2 separate regions of the Homo sapiens genome follow, and region 1 is linked to region 2. The links are chromatin loops, found by intact Hi-C in ENCODE. Cell type or tissue: HCT116. All regions are shown on one strand. Links, peaks and the distances in the headings refer to the core of each region. The heading gives the core; the rest is flanking DNA.

What was found. Hi-C counts contacts between places; a loop is a spot of excess contacts. Peaks named below come from ENCODE experiments on the same cell type or tissue, not always from the same donor. Only the 100,000 strongest peaks of a DNase experiment are listed, where the experiment ranks them.
Region 1: it touches region 2 in a loop (2.4-fold over the local background); 2 of 110 quality-filtered maps call a loop at or near these places.

The regions. Positions count from the first base shown.
Region 1 is chr17:65,288,529-65,299,119 of GRCh38, reverse strand. No RefSeq gene overlaps it. Among named protein-coding and RNA genes, the nearest start is that of RGS9, 160 kb to the right of the region's middle. In HCT116, for the core only: CTCF peaks have their summits at 4,569 and 4,768 (motif pointing left); a DNase peak (open chromatin) is centred at 4,729.
Region 2 is chr17:66,668,423-66,679,013 of GRCh38, reverse strand. All of the region lies in intron 5 of PRKCA (protein kinase C alpha), which reads right to left. Among named protein-coding and RNA genes, the nearest start is that of MIR634, 110 kb to the left of the region's middle. RefSeq lists an enhancer at 2,050-2,819. In HCT116, for the core only: a CTCF peak has its summit at 5,018; DNase peaks (open chromatin) are centred at 2,363 and 5,013; H3K4me3 peaks cover 565 bases.

The sequences.
Region 1 (10,591 bases), core at 1,271-9,270, 1.4 Mb after region 2:
AAGACTGCAGTGAGCCATGATCGTCACTACACTCCAGCTTTGGTGACAGAATGAAACTCTAAGATCCTGTCTAAAAAAAAAAAAAAAAAAGGACACCCATAAAAACACTTGCTGTTGGAGATGTAGTCTGAAGCATCTTCTGCACCCATCACTCCCTAGTGTGCACCCTAGCCTGCACCCATCACTCCCTAGTGTCCCTAGCCTAGAGTCTGTAGCCTGCACCCATCACTCCCTAGTGGAATGAACTCAAGCTAGTTACATAACTTCTCTTCTGGGCCTCCGCTTCTTCATCTGAAAGGCAGGGACAGTCATAGGACGGTCATGACAATGAAATGAGATAACCACGCCAAGTACTGAGAAAGCTGGGAGCATCATAAGTTCACGATCAAAGTGAACGATTGGTTATTGCTTCCATTTGACCCTGCAAATGAAAGCTGCAAGTGGCAGGAAAACCGAGGCTAACGTGAGGTTTGTGTGGTTCATCTCTGAATTTGGGTGCTTCAGACTCTCCCTCGCTTTTTCCAGGCAAACCACTTCCAATTCCTTTAACCTTTCTTTACAGGGCCCAGTTTCCAGCTCTTTGATCATTTTTGTGTCTCCTGCCTGGACATCCTCCAGCCTCTCCAAGCCCTTTTAGGAGGGAGTGACACAGACTCGACTCAGCAGTCTAATAAGGGGCTGACTGATGTGAGACTTGAGAAGGGGGATGACTTGGGGGCCACAGCATGTCATGGGCCTTTTATGTGTGCGGAATCCAGGGAGCTTTGAAGAAGGCAAGGCGCTCTGTTGACTGCGACCAGATGCCCTGGATTTTCCAAAACGAGTTCTTCAGAGATGGCTCAGATTTCAAATATTCTATTTGATTGTCCCCATAAAACAGTAAAATGTCACAGAACTTCTAACTTTTCTGCTTCCCACTGCGGACTCCAGAGTGCCTCTAACACATGGACGTGACACCAAAGTGTTCCCCTAGCCTGGCAGGGGGCAGATGACATCCTGATGTGGTGAGGTCACACGATGGCAGTCCTGGAATGGGAAGGTTGTTCTGATTTCAGAGATCCTTCCATTATGCAAACCAGAAGTTGTAGCTCATGCCAGACCACTTTGTTAGGATTCTGTATTCAGACAATGGGATCCTGGGGACGATCTTGCTCATGTGTCCCTGGTCCATGGACTTTGATCCTTACCAGGTCTTTTTTTCCTAAACCTATGCCTGGCACCAAGCCTTATCTCGAGGTCGGTTACCTGGTAGGGGTTCACCTGGTAGTTGCTGACCAACTGGAAGCTGGTCCTGCCTTCATTCTAAACATATGGTGGCTGTTTTTAGCCCTAAATATATCACCTTATAATTGCACTATTGAATTTCATCTTGTTTTTGTAGGGCCATGTTTTCAATTTGTCATGGTTGTTTTGAATTTTATTCTTGGCTCTCTGAGCGTGAGCCACCCCACCACATTTAGTATCATGTGAATATCTGATGAACACAGCCCCATCCTTTTGTTGTTAAGTCATTAGTAAGATAGGTCCCAACAGTTAATCCCCAGAGGAGTGGCTTTCTTTCAAGTAGATGCCTCATCACTGATTATGCAATAAAGACCCAGCTTTCTTTTGGGCTCTAGACACATATGTTCATTGTAGAACATTCACAAAGTACAGATAAGCATAAGAAGGAAACAAAAACAATTTGTAATCCTACCACGAAGACACTAATGCTGTCATTTGGTATGGATCCTTCTTGTTAAATATATACATTCATCAGTATAGATTAAGTGGCATAGATTGTACTGTGACATGCTTATTTGCAGACCTGATAATATAGCATGATCCCAGAGCTAGTTATTCACACTTGACTGCCATAAAGACATTCTGAAATCAAAAGTTCTTATATGTAATAAGAACTTTTAGATTGATTCTTAAGGTTCTGCATCCTTAGATTCAACCAACCACAGACTGAAAATGTCTTTTAAAAATTCAAAATAACAATACAATAATAAAACAATTTTTTAAAATAATACACCAGGTGCAGTGGCTCACGCCTGTAATCCTAGTACTTTGGGAGGCCGAGGCAGGCAGATCACGAGGTCAGGAGTTTGACACCAGCCTGACCAACATGGTAAAACCCCATCTCCACTAAAAATATAAAAATTAGTCAGGTGTGGTGGCGCACGTCTGTAATCCCAGCTACTCAGGAGGCTGAGGCAGGAGAATCTCTTAAACCCTGGAGGCGAAGGTTGCAGTGAGCCGAGATCGTGCCGCTAGAGATGATTTAAAGTATATGGGAGAATGTGTGTAGGTTACATGCAAATACTACATCATTTTATATAAGTGACTTGAGCATCCACATATTTTAGTATCCATGGGAAGACCTGGAACCTATTCCCTATGGATACTGAGGAACAATTGTATTGGTAATCCCAACTATATTCCATGAATACTAGCTCCATGAGATATTCCAGGAAAACAAGAGTAGCATGGTTTATTCCTTTGAGAAATGCTTTTCCCTATACTGGTGTCTAGGAAAGTCACAATGTGTGTAGACATATTAAATGCTCTGAGAAGTCCTGCAACTTAAAAATCTATTAATTTTTAAAGTCACAATGTGTTTAGACATATTAAAGACTCTGAGAAGGCCGAGTGTGGTGGCTCACGCCTGTAACCCTAGCACTTTGGGAGTCCGAGGTGGGCAGATCACTTGAGGTCAAGAGTTCGAGACCAGCCTGGCCAACATGGTAAAACCCTGTCTCTACTAAAAATACAAAAATGAGCCAGAGATCACTTGACTTGGGAGATGGAGGTTGCAGTGAGCCGAGATCGTGTCACTGTACTCCAACCTGGGCAACAGAGCAAGACTCCTCTAAAAAAAATAAAATAAAATAAAAAAATTTAAAAAAAGGCTCTGAGAAGTCCTACAATTTAAAAAAATCTATGTAAATTTTTTTCTAATTCAGCATTCCCCAAATGTAATAATCCATAAGATCCTGTTTCTAGAAGAACCTATGACTATTCCTTTAAGAAACATTTGGGGAAATACTGTCATAGATTATATCTTGACATCAGGATGAAGAGTAATAGTAATTTCTTAAAGTATTTAAACTCAGGAGACCCGGTCCCTCCTTCGCTCTTAATGAGCTTATGACCTTGATAATTTTCTTTTTTCTGGGTTTTGGTTCAGCAAAGTGATCAGATTCCCCTTGTAGCCCCAACCTTCCACGTTTTCTCCTTAAGCAAAAATGAATGTAAATGATTTGGCTGGGACAGTGTGGTCTTTACAACATCATTTGGTTATTCCCTCCTGTCTCACAGTAATAGTCCTCATTTATTTAGCCCTTCACACATACTAACTCATTGGATCCTTACAACACCCTCATGGGGGGTAGTAGGCACTGTAGTGGTTGAAGTCACTTGCCCTACAGCCACATAACCAGTTATAGCCTTAGTATTTATTTAGCTTAGGGACAAAGAGCTGAGGCCTTTACTATAGCAGAGCTCCTGCTCTTTGTCCCTAAGCTACATCACCCCTGTGTCCCTTAGATAGTTGGTGTTCAATTCTAGCATCTTCTCAAAGAAGGCTAAGCCTGCTGGCCATTGGCTAACAGGCTGGTCTGCTCTCATTTCCTTCTTCAAAGCTGAGCAGTCATTTGCTGCTTTCCATCATTGGGGATCCCCTTGTCATCTATGATGCCACTAAAATAATAGCTCCACCCTGACTTGTGCCAGTCCCTTAGGGACCCCTTGAGTAACATCACCACAGGTCCTGCTGGTTTGAATAGATCTGGCTTCCAAGTTTTCCAGCTGCTGCTTTTTTTTTTTTTTTTTTTTTCTGAGACAGAGTCTCGCTCTGTTTCCCAGGCTGGAGTGAAGTGGCATGAACTCGGCTCACTGCAACCTCCGCTTCCCAGGTTCAAGAGGTTTTCCTGCCTCAGCCTCCTGAGTAGCTGGGATTACAGGTGCCTGCCACCAAGCCCAGCTAATTTTTGTATTTTTAGTAGAGACGGGCTTTCACCATGTTGGCCAGGCTAGTCTTGAACTCCTGACCTCAAGTGATGTGCCCGCTTCAGCCTCCCAAAGTGCTGGGATTACAGGCATGAGCCACCGCACCCAGCCTCCTCTTGCTTCTTTAAGGGGGGGTGAGGAGCGGGCAAGTGGGGCAGGAGCCACGCAAGTTTGCACCAGCTTCTCCTGAACATCTTGTCGAATTAATAAGAAATAACTCAGATGTACTGAGTGCTTACTAGGCGGCAGGCACTATTCATGTGGACTCTCACTTAAATAGCCCAACACCTCTATGTGGTAGTAGGGTCTTCAATTATAGATGAGTGAGTGGCAGCAGAGAGGTTGAATCACTTTCCTAAAGCCCCACAGCCAGTAAGAGCTAGAACTTCAGTGCAAACCCAGCCCCAGCCCTTCCTCCAGGGGCTGTGTACTGAACTCCTCTGTAAATCCTGCCTGCCCTCAGCCTTTTCCTCCCTCCCCACTTCTCCCCACCTTTCCCCAGCGGGAATTGCTCCACCTTCCAGCTCCTCTTCCACTGTGCAAACCTGCACTTGCCCTTCCCTCCATCCCTTCACACTTGGTCCTGCCTGCCTAGTCTTCGCTCCTCTCCCAATCCCTAAAATGCCCTCTCCTGCTTCCTCCCAAGAAGACAGTGCCTGAGGAACCCCCAGAGCCTCCCTGAGCAACCTGGGTAAGAGCTGAAGGCCTTATCTACGTCTGCTCTGGTGCGAGTCCTCGAATAGTGTGTGATGGAGACACCTACTGGCTGCTCTGAGCACAGGCCCCTGGAAACCCAGGAACGTGGCTCAGGGCCCCCATTCCACCGAGAGCCTGGTGAGCAGAACCATTTGGTAGAGTTTCCTGTGGGTTCTTCGCTGCTTTTAGGCCAAGCTGGACGGGTCCCTAAAAAAGGCCTGGGAGGACCTTCGTCTTCCTCCTGTCCTGCCCTGAACACAGAAGCAAAAGGGAAGGGGTAATTTTGACGGCAAAGCACCAGCCCCCTGCACGAGGCTGATCCCAGCTTGGCAAAGTTGCCAGGAAGGCTGGAGGCAGGGCCATTCACAGCCAAATAAACGGAGGGTGGCTTTTCTGTAATGCAAATAGAGAGAAATAACCGCTTAGGGCAGGTTGATTTGTTATTTGATGTGGGGCGTGTGATTCTGGAAGGCCCACCCTCCTGGGCACGCTGTCTCTCCTCCCTCCCTTTGAATCAGGTTTACAACTCCTCATCCAAGGCTGGCACCACTTGATGCAGAGAAATGAGGCCCCCATTCTGGTTAATTGCCATCATTTGCCGGTTCAAATAATGAGCGACAAGTTGGATGCAGAAGAGGGGACAGCCGCTTCGTAGGAAATCACTAACCTAAAAGACAGCAAAGGAGATTGTTCCTCAGATGTGCTGCCAAAGACTGGGGGCCACCATGGCCAGCAAGACCCCTATCAGCGGAGGGAAGGACATTTGGGCTGGGCCCGGCCATGCATAGTTGTGGTGGACAGCTGTCTCTACCAGAACCAACTCCCATTGGATTTGTTCTTCTGAATGGGGGCCGCATTCCCCATTAAACTAACTAAGAAATATTTCTGAATCCACAGATGTGGCATGTACAGTGTGGAGGTTTTAGGGAATAGCAAGAAGCTTAAATAGATCACCATCTCTCTCCAATGTGGGAGGATGATCCCTCACTTTAAAATACGCTCTCTAGTTATTCCAGTGAGTATATTCACATAAGGCAAGTACTTTACAAACTTAATAAGCAGTGTTTACAGAAGATCTAAAACACACAGAAGTCTTTCAGACATTTGAAGAGTGAAGAAGAGCTAAAGAAATGAAAAACATTAGCCAGGCATGGTGGCTCAGGCCTGCAATCCCAGAGCTTTGAGAGGCTGAAATGGGAGGATCACTTGAGCCCAGGAGTTTGAGGCCGGCCTGGACAACACAGTGAGACCCCATCTCTACAGAAACATTTTTAAAATAGCTGGGCATGGTTGCTCACACCTACAGTCCCCGCTACTTGGAAGGCTAAGGAGGGAGGATTGCTTGAGCCCAGGAATTCAACAACAGTGCACCCTGATCACTCCACTGCGCTCCAGCCTGGGCAACAGATTGAGACCTTATCTCTTTAAAAAAATTAACTGAACAAAGATGCAAAGCTAAGGAGTGATACAGTCTATTAAGATCAGTTTGATACCAGAGTGTCCTCAAGACAATTGGATGAACGTTCCCAATTAATTGGTGCCGACATGTCCTAAAGATAAGAAAGGTCACCATGGAAACCCTGAAGGCTTCTGGGAAGAAGAGGGATTTAAAAGGGTCCTAACAGGTAAATAGGTTTTGATGGGCAGAAATAAGGAGGGCAGGATGCCAAGTGAGGAAGAGGCGAACAGTGCAAGGAAGTGTACCCATTTGGTTGGAACAGGAAGTAAAGCCCGTGATGATGATGGCCTCCTGAAGGGGGATTGTGGCCAGTTTGCAATGGGCTTTGAAGCTCCAGCGAATGAGTCAGGGCTTCCTCCTCCGGGTGTCACGAGAGAGCCATCGAAAATTGTTAAAGAGGGGTGAATAGGATTAGAGCAATGCGTCTGGTAGTTTGCAGAAAAGATGAGAGTCAGGAACAGTGGTTGAGAAACTGATGGAGCGGTACCAGGGTGGCAAAAACAACAGGACCGCGTGACCGGGTGGCACAAAATGCAGATGCCCATGGGACAGGGGTGTGACCAGTTAGTGTGGAGGAGCAGGCTGATTGAATCCTTCCTCCTTAGTGCTTTTGATGGGGTGAAATTTCAAAGACCATCTTTCCAAAGACCATCTTTTTAAAGATCATCTGAGGATGATCAGTAAAAATCTCAATTTAGGGGCTGGGCACAGTGGCTCACGCCTGCAATCCCAACACTTTGGGAGACCCAGATGGTTGAATCACTTGAGATCAGGAGTTCCAGACCAGCCTCACCAACACGGCGAAACCCCGTCTCTAGTAAAAATATGAAAAGTAGCCAGGCTTGTTGGTACACGCCTGTAATTCCAGCTACTCGGGAGGCTGAGGCAGGAGAATTGCTTGAACCTGGGAGGCGGAGGTTGTAGTGAGCCAAGATTGTGCCACTGCACTCCAGCCTGGGTGACAAGAGTGAAACACTGTCTCAAAAAAATAAATAAGTAAATAAAATGAAAAAATCTCAACTTAGAGTGCCAAGATGCAGCAGAAGTTTCTCTAGGAATTGGGGAGGGGAAAGGCTAGGGTAAGAGAGAGGCAGCCCCAGGAAACTGACTTCACAATGTTGCCTAAAGGACTAATACAAGTGGAGGAGAGCTAAATCAGCACTGCCCAGTAGAGATCTAATGCAAGGAATGCATGTAATATTTAGCCTTCTTGGAGCCACATTTTAAAAAGTTTTAAAAAGAAACAGTTGAAGTAACATATTTTAATTAGCACAATGTATCCTGAATATTCTTTTTGACGTGTAATCAATGTTTAAAGATTATTATTGAGATCTTTTACATTTTTGTGCACTAACTCTTTGAAATCTGGTGTATAATTTACACTTAGAGTACATCTCAGTTTGGACCAGACACGTTTCAAGTGCTCCAAAGTTGCATGTGGGCCGGGAGTGGTGGTTCATGCCTGTAATCCCAGCACTTTGGGAGATGGGCGGATCAGCCGAAGTCAGGAGCTCGAGACCAGCCTGGCCAACATGGTGAAACATGGTGAAACCCTGTCTCTATTGAAAATACAAAAATTAACCAGGCATGGTGGTGGGCACCTGTAATCCCAGCTATTCAGGAGGCTGAGGCAGGAGAATCGCTTAAACCTGGGAGATGGTGGTTGCAGTGAGCCGAGATCTCACCACTGCATTCCAACCTGGAGGACAGAGTGAGACTCTGTCTCAAAAAAAAAAAAAAAAAAAGTCACATGTGGCTAGTGGTGACTGTATGAGAGAACACTGAGCTAACCTCTACAGTGTTGTTTCTCAAACCCAGGTGATTTGGCTCCTCTCAAGGACATTTGGCAATGTTTAGGGACAGTTTTGGTTGCACAACTTGGGATGAGGGGTGCTACTGGCATCTTGGGGGTAGGGAGCAGGGATGCTGCTGAACATCCTACAATGCACAGGACAGACCCCTACAACAAAGGATGATCTGGCCCCAAATGTCCATAGAGGCAAGTCAGAGCTCCACATAATGCTAGAGGAAGCGAGTGCCCCATGCCGTGTGGTCAGGGAGATGCCACTCAGACACTCCCACTGGAACCCAGGTCTCGCCTCAGACAGGGCAAGTTTCCAGGCGCCAGTGTCAGAACTTCCTGGTGCTTTGTGATATGGCACGGACTACACCCTGATAAGACAGATTGTGTTTGTAATGATTTTAGTCCTGCAATTACTCTCACTCCACCCCACCCAAACCTCAGCATTGCAATTGCCACACAGTGTAGTTCCCATGCAGGGCAAGTGTTCAATGAAAACGATGTGAACAGTACCCGCTACAGTTGTGCGGTATACAACCTATGCAACTGTACCTGGCAGCTTCACTCCCAGAAACCAGGGGATCATGCCTCATCATCACAGCAGACCTTCCTAGTTTTCTTCTTGGCAATGCCCATGTTTAGAAGCCACAAAGAAGTAGAGCAACTGATGGCCGTGCATGTACTAGAAGAAGGCTTTCACTGTCAACTTGAGGGCTGGGCCTTAACCAGAAATTGAAAATGCTACTGAATTTCTACCCAGGGTTTCTTCTTTTAAGACAGGGGCCCTGGTCTTTTTATAAGGACAACCTTTCCTTCCTTTGTTCCTTCCTTCCCTTCCTCAGAGTGTTTATTGTAGTGCAAAGTTATGCGCTAATCAGGGGGTTGGGCTAGGCCTCTGTGCAGATAAGGGCAGAAAGATCATTGCTGGTTGCATGACATCTGTGCAGGAAATCAAGATAAACTCCTACTGTAAACAGCAAACTTTTCAGTAGAACCAGTTCAGTTGATGTTAACAGGTGAATCCAATTAAAAACAATCCATCATCAAAAAATAAGAGATGAAGCAAAGTATGTATATAGCATGGTGATTATGAGCACTCACTCTGGAGCCAGCCTTCCTGGATTAGAACCCAGGCTTTTCTACTTGTTAACTGTATTACCTTAGACAAGTTACTTAACAGCTCCATGCCTCAGTTTCCCTATTTGTGAAATGGGATAATAATTCCTAGCTCAGAGGGTTGTAGTAGGAATGTTAACAAATTAATACATGTAAAGTTCTTAGAATCCTGTTTGTCATTGAGTAAGTGTCCAGTAAACATTACCTTATAAGTTAAACAGGTGTTTGGGTTTTTTTTCCACCGCAGAACTTCTCAGGGCCTTTGACGTGCTTATGGGCATTGCAACCTGCCCTCTAGGTGAGGAGCAGGGTAAAGTATGTACGATTCCTAATCTTTTTTTTTCTTTTCTTTTCTTTTTTGAGAAGGAGTCTTGCTCTGTCGCCCAGGCCGGAGTGCAGTGGTGCAATCTCGGCTTGCTGCAAGCTCTGCCTCCCGGGTTCATGCCATTCTCCTGCCTCAGCCTCCCAAGTAGCTGGGACTACAGGCGACCGCCACCACGCCCAGGTAATTTTTTTTGTATTTTTGGTAGAGACGGAGTTTCACCATGTTAGCCAGGATCTTGATCTCCTGACCTCTTGATCCGCCTGCCTCGGCCTCCCAAAGTGCTGGATGATTCCTAATCTTATTTGACCACTGTTTTGGACTGGGCCCTCTAGAAAGCAAAGCCTGAAAAAAAAAAAGAGATGAAAGCCTGGCACTTTATTTGCAAGATACAAGCCCAGAGCAGCGAGGTGAAGAAAGGGAAAAGAGAGCAAACTGAAATGGGAAGCAGTATCACAGTGCCGTCTTTACAACGAGGCTGCTCAGCAGGTATGCTGGCTGAGCCTACAGGATTTCTCCCGAATGTCTACGAGGAGGCAAAGCACTCCAGAGTTTCCCCACTAAAGAAAGAGGGAAAATATATGTGTCCAGCTCCTTCCCAGGTCCCATTGGTCAAATTTCCCTCCACAAGAAACTGACTCCATCTGGTTGTGTCATCTGGTTCCTTTGTAGCCACTCCAAATTCTATATCTGAAGGTATGAGCTTCCATTGAAGTCTAAAAGAGAAAGAGTGTCCCAGCAAGGTGGGACACCAGCCTAGAGGGAGGAAGAAAAGGATAGTGAAGGGAATCTGAGCAGACACACGGGTTCATGTTCATGTCTACTACAACCATGGAACTATTCAGAGGAAATCTCTTAGTAGGTGCCCTGAAAAATATGCTTAGATCTGCCTGGAATGGCTCAGAGGGCCATACTCCTGACCCCTCACCTTCCAGGAACTTACAGCTGGGGATGGGAGTGAGAGGGACGGATGGCAAGCAAACAGAGCATTGCTTCAATAAGAAAAAAGGTGATGTATTTCTGGGGAATCCGACCTAGTCTGGGGAGGTCAGGAGGTGATGTCTGATGTGGCGAGGATGGGAGACACGATATGTTTTGGGAGAATCTGACCTGGTTTGGAGAGGTCAGGAGGTGATGTCTGATGTGGTGAGGCTGGGAGATCAGTAGAATGTAGGCGCTAGAGTGAAGGCAGGGTGGATACAGG
Region 2 (10,591 bases), core at 1,362-9,361:
GTAGCCAGTGAGTACCCAGCAACCATGCCACCAAAGAGGAAATGGTGCTTTGTGGGTTCTCTCTCTCTCTGCTGCAGTTACCAATTCTAGGACAAACAGCACATGGAAAGCATAGAGGGAAAAGAAGATTGCAGTGGGTGTGAAAATGGGCTGGGTAAATCTGCACCGATGTAGAGATTTTTAAGGCCACAAAACAAATATTGAAACCAAGGAAAAACGACACTCCACAAAATAGCATAAATGTATCTAAAACAGTGTTCATTTCCCTACAGTCATGTTCCCAATGACAGTGGTGTGCATACTACGAGAAGCCTGTTGGGTGGCTGGGACTGTCCTTTTTTTTTTTTTCAGTCAACAAGGACTGTTTAGCCCTATGCAGGAGGAAACAAAAAAGTAAGTGGTGTGGGGAAAAGGTGTGGGGTGCCTGCCAGATGAATGCCTGTTGGCTTAAGTAGGCTTCTCCACCACTAAGTGGAGTATGCTAAAGCTCACACTGCCCCAGTTCAGATCACAGGACTTAATCTAGCTCTGGCCTACCTTCTGCTAGCAGGATGACATCAATAGTAATCTTAGCAATAGGTATCCTCAGTTTCCTGTGGCTGCTGGAACAAAGTATACGCAAACTTCCCAGTTAAGACAACAGAAATGTATTCTCTTGCAGTTCTGGAGGCCAAGAGTCCAACATCCACATCACCAGGCCAAAATCAGGGGCTCTGCAGGGCCATGTTCCTTCTGGAGGCTCTAGAGGAAAATCCACTCCAGGCCTCTTCCACCTTCCAGTGGTGGCAGGCATGACTTGGCTTGTGGCCACATCACCTTCTTCTCTGTGCCTGTAATTTCTCTCTATGCCTCTCTAAGAATACACATGTGATCACATTTAGGGCCCATCCAGATCATCCAGAAGAATTTCCCCACCTCAAGATGCTTAACTTTATCACATTGCAAAGACCCTTTTTCCAAATTAAGGGCACATTTACAGATTCCAGGGATTAAGATCTGATGTCTTTGGGTGGTGGTTATTCATCCTACTACAAGTACTACTGAGGAATTTCTTCTTGAAGTGATGACAATGTTCTGGGTTAGACAGTGGTGGTGTATATTGCACAATCTTGTGAATATACTGAAAACCACTACACTGTACATTTTTAAAGGGTGAATATTATGACCTGTGAGTTATATCTGAATTAACAAAGAGGCCTTTACTGACAGGTTTCCACGTGCTTTACTACACCCACTCACTTAATACTCACAATACTCCTGTGAAATAATGACTCAGATGCCCGTTTTCCAGATGACAAAACCAAGGCAGACAGATGTTAACAAACCTGCTCAAGGTTGAACATTTAGTAAGGGATGGAGTCAGGAGTGCAACTCAGTCCTGCCTCAGGGGGCCTGGGCATTAACCTCTGTGTGGTCCTCACAAGGTGACCTCTGCATTCAGGTTCACCTATTAGTGTGGAATAGGAGATAGCAAACCTTTTCTAAAAAGAGCCAGATCACCAGTCATTTAGGCTTTGCAGGTCACAAAGTCTCTACTGCCACTATTCAGGTCTATTGCATAGCGAAAGCAGACACGGACGATATGTGAACAAACGAACGCAGCTGTGTTCCAATAAAACTTTATTTAAAAAATAGGCCAGGCACAGTGGCTCACGCCTGTAATCTTAGCACTTTGGGAGGCCAAGGTGGGTGCACTGCCTGAGCTCAGGAGCTTGAGACCAGCCTGGGCAACACGGTGAAAACTCGTCTCTATTAAAATACAAATAATTAGCCGGGTGTAGCAGCGTGCGCCTGTAGTCCCAGCTACTCAGGGGTCTGAGGCAGGAGAATTGCTTCAACCCAGGAGCCAGAGGTTTCAGTGAGCCGAGATTGTGCCATTGTGCTCCAGCCTGGGCGACAGAGCGAGACTCAGTCTCAATAAATAAATAAATAAATAAAAATAAGCTGTGGGCCAGATTTGGACCTTGGGCCGTAGTTTGCTGACCCCCAGCATAGAACAAACACTACCCCACCAACACAGTGAGTTGTTTGAGGAGAAAGTGACACAAAAAAGGACGCTCTACTTCCCTTAGGTTCCTTCTGCTTTGAGCTGAGCCTCTGAACTTTCACCTTGTGCTATAAAGCAAGGAAGGGGTTCTGGGCTGGGGGTCGGGGGAGAGGGTGTGTCTCCTGACAGGAACTATGATCCATCTTCTCCTGTCTTAACAGAACCTTCAGAAACCAGCACCTCTCATGTGCACCTTACGCTTGCTTCTTTTCTCCCGGCTTTTCTGGTGCAGCAGTTGGCACTTCTGGACAAACATGACTCACAGCCTCCTCCTCAGGGTATCTGATCTGGCTGTGACCTGTTGCAATTGGCCAACCCCACCTTGTTCAGGCTTCCCCGGCCGGTCCCACACCTTAGCCCCACCCAGAAGCAAGTGCAAACAGTGAGCACCGTAGGACATCCACAGGGCCATTCTTTAATTATGCCACGGCTGCCTCGGAAATAGGGATCTTAAAGGAACATGTGCGCAGTAGCGCTGGGCCACAAGCAAGCTGACCTGTCGGGGCAAGCCTGGTGTGGGAGAGGCCCCTCTGCTTCCTCGTTATTCTAGCTGCGTTTTTCCAGAGCTCAGGGCTTGTCCTGCTGAGAAAGTACCCTCCGAACAGCTTGGTTACTCAGTTCAGGAGCATCTCAAGTGGCCGATGGGCTGGACCAGATAGAAAAAGGGAAAAAACCCTCACCCCACCAGCTCAGCCGCACCACGGAGCTCTCAAGTTTCCTCTGGCTCACATTTTCCCGGTCACGTTACTGGGAAGAACACGCTGTTCTCAGGGTTTGTTTGCGTCTCTACTTTGGGCCTCTTCTGACGATGCTGCGAGGGAGAACTTGGGTCTAAGAAGCTGCCAGTTCCCTCACGTCGCCACAAGTCAGTTCTGCACCGGGAGCCAGAACTCCTCGGCAAATGTTGATTGGGAAACTGGTGGAGTGACAGATTGCCTCCAGAACAGGATTTACCGAGCGCCCTTCCCACGTGATGTTCCGGGGGCGGTCAAGCTGTCTAGCAATAAGGCAAGGGGTTTAGGGGCTCTGACTTGGAACCTCTAAAACCATGCAGGCACACAAACCCTGGCAAGGGTGGGACACGTTACAGGTACTGCTGGGTCAGCTGGCGTGGGACCCCGCGGAGGAACCAGAACTGGCATCGCTAGGGGCTATTATGTGGGCAGAGAAGGCCGTTTCAGGAGAAGGGGCCCAGGCAGGCTCCGGTGGCCGCAGGAGAGGGGGTTGGGAAGTGTAGCTCCCAAGTGTCACTCCTGACGCATACAGATTTTAACTTTGGGTAACAGGCACATCCTAAAACACTCTGGGCCTCTGGGCTGGGCATTCTCCATTCTCTCTAAGCCATGCACCCCTTTAATACAACACTGCAGTTTTGATGACATTCTAGGGTAGGCCCTGGGTAGAGAACCTCTGCTATATGCTTCAAGAGCCTGGTTCTGCAGGGACCGAGGGATCGTCCTCTCTCCACGCACTTTCAGAACCTGTGTGCAAAGGGACAGCAGCCTTCCTCTGGGTCATTCCTACTTCGGCTGGGGATGGGAAGAGCTCTGTGCTGTGGTCTGAATGTTTGTGCCTCCTGCCCCCAATTTGTGTTTGAAATCCTAACCCCCAAGGCGATGACATTAAGAGGAGGGGCCTTTGGGAGGTGATTAGGCCAGGAGGGCAGAGCCTCCATGGAGAGGATCAGTGCCCTTATAAGAGAAGCCCAAGGGAGCTGGTTTGCCCTTCCACCGTGTGAGGATGTGGGGCTGTCGGCAAATGGGCCCTCTCTAGCCACTGAGTCTTCCTGTGCCCTGAACTTGGAGTCTCCAGCCTCCATAACTGTGAGAAGTAAACTTCTGTTGTTTATGAGCCACCCAGTTAAAAAGATATATTAATAGATCAGACTAAGGCAGTTTTGGAGCTGGGAGAAGTCCCGGCAACAGAGAGCAAGTGCTTGCTGGGATCTGCCTTTGGATAGGAGGCGTTGGGTGGTTGGTCCATGATGGTGGTGGCATATCTTGCCACTGGTGTGGGCACGACTTCCCATTGGTGGGCGTGCACTGCAGTCAGGCCCTCCATGGCATAAGGAGGTAACTGATTTCTCAAGCATGAACAATGAAGAGTCGACAGGACAGGTGAGAGTTGGTTGTGGGTGGCAGCCCAGGCACTGCCACTCATCAGACTGATTCACTGGAATCATTTGGCCAGAAGCAACAACAAAATCATATTCTTCTCCCATTAACAAGTTAGAACTGAGATATTCTCTACCACAGCTTGAGTGGCACTTGGTTACTGTATCTTTTAGGCTCCCAACATGGAAAACAGGCCTCTAATCTGTTTCCTACCATTTACTTGAACACCTCTATCTAAATGTCAGTGACGCTCCGTCTTCTGGCCCACATTCCCCTAGCAGATGCTGGTATGACTTAGGAGCTGGCATTGGTTCTGATGGGTTGGTTCTATATGCTAAATATTTAACTGCATGCAACCTATCACATTTAGTATTTATATAACCCAAAAGAACCACTCCACACCAACAAGGTTAGTCTCTTTTAGTTATTTTGAACCCCTACTGCCCAGCACAGCACCATGCGTGAACTGAGTAACTGCTGAACACGTGTATCTCTGTGCCCACCTTGCTCTGTGCTTCTGGGTCCACACTGCCCCATCGCTGGGGACACTCCTCCATCCATCTCAGTGCTGTCAGCCCTTAGCCTTGCACAAGACCCATTTCCTCTGCCCTTCCACTCTCCTGCCAGCCTAGCCCAGCCCAAAGGTGTTCCATGTCTACAGACTGACAGCACCTTGAGGGCAAGGGCCACACCCCCTCGCATCCCCAGGGATCACTCCCCCAGGGCAACACAGGACAGACAAGATAAAATCTGCGCTCATTGGATTCCTGCTGAATGACCGGAATGCTAACACAGACAGGAAAGCTTGGAAACTTCTCAGCTCTTGGTTGCAGTACATAAAGCGTCCATTTGGAGGGACTCTTGGACAAGGAAAAACCACCCAGGCCTTTTCACGGGCGAAGAAAGCCAGGCCAAAAGGAGTGGCACACTTTTTTGAAAATGTTAAATGCTTTGAAGAAAGAATCTCTGTACCCACAAAGACAAAAGAGCACAGGATGTATCTCCACTTACAGGAAAAATGGGTCAGAAAGGGACTTTTGCTCTTGGTTAAATAGTGATCACGTGGAACTTCTCTAGATTTCAGGAAATAAAATGCACAGGTGTCATCAACCACGATGAACAATTTTTGACTGGGTAATTATAGACTGAGATTCTGTGTACAAACTGGGTCTGGGTGCTGTCTAGTTCACTGCATTTGTTCTATTTATGCTGTATCAAGTCTGCTGACACCGTCTGTGTTTATGAATGTTGCAGAATTTCTGATGTGATCTCTTTCATGTTTAGAAATAATGACCCCTAAATTTTGTGATATTTGTTTCCTTATTACCAGAGACAAAGGCAAGAATAATGAGATACACTAAAAATACACCTGATCAGACATCGCCTCACAGCTTCATATGGCCCTGTACACAAACCTGGACTGAGGGACATTAACCATTTTCTTATTTGGAACCTATTTAGTGAATATTCTATTTTGCTGGTGAGGCTGGCTGCTTGGTGATAAGAGTGAATTTCTGTCCCATTCACGTACCAGAAAACACAGGTTGGCAACTCATCAACCAAAATTCTACTGGAACAAAACTTACATAAGAGAATTCGGAGGACTGTGGTATAAGATGAGAAACAACAATGTTTAGTCCTTGGAAAAAGATCATAAATATTTCATTACTTTCCCTTTTACAATTAGTGGGACATAAAATTTTACATTAAAGTTCTATAATTCTGATGTTTCAAAAGAAAATGAAACCTAGTTGTGAGAGAAATATTTCCCAGGTTATGAGAGACTGAAACGATTCTGCATAAACAACGTAGGAAGATATTTAAGAAAATTTTTTTCTTATTATAGGAGTAACGGGTGCACCCATCATACAAGAAATTTAAAGACATAAAAATATAAAGAAGAAAACTAAAACAACTATACTTCTGCATGGGAGAACCAACATTGGCACATTAGCATGTTTATGGCCAGTATCTTCCACATCTATCTACATTGAAATATTTATTTTTATAGAATTCACATCACACTAGGAATAAAGTTTTAGAACCTGCCTTTATAACAAAGTATGCTTTGAAAACATTTTAAATGTCTAACATCTCATTTTATGGCTAATCAGAATTTATTTAATCAATTCCCTGTTTGGGGGCATCTACAAAGTTTATCATTTTTCACCTTTACAAATAACATAGCAACTGATCATCTTCATGCATAAATATTCATTGAAATTTCTGATACTTTTTTTCTTGTTCTATTTATGCTGTGCAAGTCTGATCATACCCTGTGTGTTTAAGAACGCCACAGATTTTCTGATGCAAAGAAGAATAAGAATACATTCTTGGAAGTAGCTTAAAGGATGGAAATTATTCAAGATTCTTGGCATACATTGCCAAATTACTCCTCTAAAAGTTTACCACAATCCTACCAAAACCATATCAAGAAGTGGTGAGAAAAGTAAAGAATAACACTGTAATTTTGACTTTCTTATTTTTGAGGTTAAATTTTTTTTCCATGGTTATTTGCCCATTTGTATTTATTTCTGCCTGACTTAACTCCTTATTCAAGTTTTCTAGAAGGTAGTAACAAGTTTTCTTACTGTGTTAGAAGAGTTGTTGAGATATAAATGATAAAAGCCTTTTGTCATAGTTGCTGCAAACTGTGTTACATGTCACCATTCTTCTAGAAACAGAGAAGCTTAACTTATTATGTAGTTAAATCTGTCAAACATTTCCTTTTATTTTTTCCATTTCTTTTAGGCTTACAAAAACCTTGCCCTTTCTGAGATTAGCTTAATATTCACCTAAGTTTTAATTATTTTGTTTCTTTCTTATATTTAACTCTTAAGACCATTTGAAATTTATTTTGGTGTACAGTGTGAAAGAAGATCTCATTTATTTTCCTCCAAATGTTTAGACAACTTCTCAACATTATTAGTGGAATAAGCCCTATCTTTCCCATTGGTCTGTGTGGCTTCTGTTTGTTAATGTTCGCTCTGTTTTCAGGGCCATGTATTTTATCTTCTTCAACTTTCTGCTAATTTGTGCAACAAGCTTAGACTTTAAATTGTTCTAGATTTCCAATGCATGTTAGTGGTACAAGCCCCCGACTCGGCTTTCTCCATCCAGGTACACAGAGTTTCCTGACTTGGGGCAATTCTACTTCCACTGCTTTCTTTCTTTCATCTCATAAATCACTGCCCATCCTTTTTCTCAGTGTTTATGGGTCATTTTACTTTACGTGTAGGTCTCATTCATAGGATATCGCTGAACTTTAGCAAAACATCCCATCTGAAAATGGTGGGCAGTTTAATCTGTTACCTTATCCTCAATATTCGTACCCACAAGTACGTACCTGATAAGGTACTCAGCACCTTGGACATATTAACTAACCTCCGCAATAACCCTACTTGGTATCCACATTTTATAGACGAGGAAAGCTGAGGCTTGGAGAGATTAAGCAGTACCTAGGACAAGGTCACCCAGCTAGCAAGGGGAGGGGCTGAAAACACAGGCAGCCCCATTCCAGTACATTCTTAAACCCCCCCACTTCTTGGCTGCCTCTGTCGTGTGGAGCTTCACTTGTTGTTGTCCCTCTGTCTCCTAGTTACTTGCTTTGTTTTCAGTCTTTTTTTTTTTTTTTTTTTTTTTTGAGATGAGTCTCCCACTGTCTCCTGGGCTGGTGTGCAATGGTGCAATCTCGGCTCACTGCAACCTCTGCCTCCCGGGTTCAGGCCATTCTCCTACCTCAGCCTCCCAAGTAGCTGGGATTACAGGCGCACACCACCACACCAGGCTAATTTTTTGTATTTTTAGTAGAGATGGGGTTTTGCTAGGTTGGCCAGACTGGTCTCGAACTCCTGACCTTGTGATCTGCCCACCTCGGCCTCCCAAAGTGCTGGGATTACAGGCATGAGGCATTGCACCCAGCCTTCACTCTTTTACTATACTCTGTTTTCTTTGCATTTATTTTTTCTATAATTTTTTTAAATTTATTTTTGAGATAGAGTCTCACTCTGCCACCCAGGCTGGAGTGTAGTAGTGTGATCATGGCTCACTACAGCCTTGACCTCCTGTGCTCAAGCAATCCTCCTACCTCAGCCTCCCGAGTAGCTGGGACTACAGACACACGCCATCACACCGGTCATTTCTGTGTTTTTTTTGGGTAGAGATGGCGATTTCACCATGTCCAGGCCCATCTTCAATTCCTGGGTTCAAGCAATCCTCCCACCTCAGCTTCCCAAAGTGATGGAATTGCAAGTGTGAGCCACAATGCCCGGCCAAAATTTTTAAAATGTTGTTTAAATTCTACTGCTGACTATCTCAAGATTCACCCCAAAACATTTTTTATCCTACATTTCTCCGATCACCAAAGGAAAGAATGAGATAGCATCTTCTGACTCCTCTCCCCAAGGGTATGAAGCATTGTGCATGCTCTGTTCTTACTCCCTGTGAGCTCCCATCCTACTTCCTCTTTTTGTTACTGTAAAATTATCTGGAGTATGGGATCTCTAATGCTTGTCATAATTTTTATATGAGTTACAGTTTTGATAGCTGTTTTCCACATTAACAGGTTCAACTGATTTTAGTGCTTACTGCTTATCCTTATATGACTTCCCATCCCTGAACTTTTAATTTTACTTCATCTTGCCGTCCTCTTTAGCTCGCCTTTAAATAATTTTCAAGAAAGTGTGGGTGATGTATATTCTGAGCTCTTGCATCTCTGAGAATATGCCACGACTGGCAACTTGGCTGGGTGAGAAATTTGGGGCCAATTCACTTTGTTCTTCCAAACTCTGTAAGTGATGTTTTCTTATCTCTTAAAATTTAGTAGTGCATACGATTAGAGGTCTAGTGACAACCTGGTTTTTGTTCTCCTGTAGGTCACCTATATATTCTGAAGAAAAGACATTTGTTTTCTTTCTTTGTAATTAAAAGTTTTCCAGAATGTTTCTTTTCTGAGACAGAGTCTCGCTCTGTCACCCAGGCTGGGGTGCAGTGGCGCAATCTCAGCTCACTGCAACCTCCGCCTCCTGGGTTCAAGCGATTCTTGTGCCTCAGCCTCCAGAGTAGCTGGGACTACAGGCGCCCATCACCATGCCCAGCTAATTTTTTGTATTTTTAGTAGAGACGGGGTTTCACCATGTTGCCCAGGCTGGTCTTGAACTCCTGAGTTCAAGTGATCTGCCCAACTTCGGCCTCCCAAAGTGCTGCAATTACAGGTGTGAGCCACCGCACCCAGCCCAGAATGCTTCTAAATGCAGACTTCTTTTGGTTAATTTTGTAGGAACAGAGTGCATTCCTTTTCATTTGAATGCTCCATAAATTTGGTCCTATCATATTGAATTAGTGCTTCTTTTTCAATTTTTTCTTCTTTTATCTTTGGGACAAAGCTATTATTCTCAATTTATATCCTGTTCCCAGTCTTCCATTTTTCATTATTCTCTCTTTCATCACCATGGTTTTGTCCTTTTGCCTGCATTCTAGAAGAGCTTCCCAGGATTCTTGCACAGCGCTGATTTGATTTTCTGCAATGCCAATTCTGCTGTTTGTTGCACCACAAAGATTTTAATTATGTACTATAAATTTCCTTACTGGAAACTGGCATTTACTTGTCCACTTCCTTTCATCTTTTCTGTCTCTTTATATAGCCCACTATCATTTTAAAAAATCTCATTCTGCTTGCTTTTCCTCTCAACCTGTTTGTTCAAATGGCATTATGTTCCTGTTTTACAGAGATTGTGCATTTTTTTTTTTTTAAAGAGAGGGTCTCACTATGTCACTCAGGCTGGAGTGCAGTGATGAGATCATAGCTCACTGCAGCCTTGAACTCATGGGCTCCACAATCCTCCCACCTCAATCTCCTGAGTAGCTGGGACTACAGGTGTGTGCCACCATGCCTGGCTAATTTTTAAATTTTTTTGTAGAGGCAGAACTTGCTATGTTGCCCAGGCTGGTCTCAAACTTCTGGCCTCAAGTGATCCTTTTGCCTTGGCCTCCCAGAGTGCTGGGATTACAGGTGTAAGCCACTGTGCCCAGCCTCCTGCACCCTATTATAATGTGTATGGAGTTTTCTCAAATACTCTTCTGTAATTTCTTTTCTTCCAATAATCTATATTCAAATATGTTCTCCATGATACTATCCCTTTATCTCCCATGTTTTAAAAATGGGCCCCATATTTTGGGTTTGTTTTCTTTCTTTACTTGTCCTCAAAGACAAGTACATCTAGATGTGTTATTTGCCCAAAGATACTGTTTGTATGCCACATTGGCTCTATCCACTGTCTACTGGGACACTAGAGAACTTGCTTCCCTCTTCCAGGGCACTCAAGTTGATGTTCATGGCTCTTAGTCCAATGACGAGTGTGTTTTTGCTGGAGCCAGGTAGGATCATATCCAATTCACAGTGCTTGGTAATTCCAATTCACAGTGCTTGGTA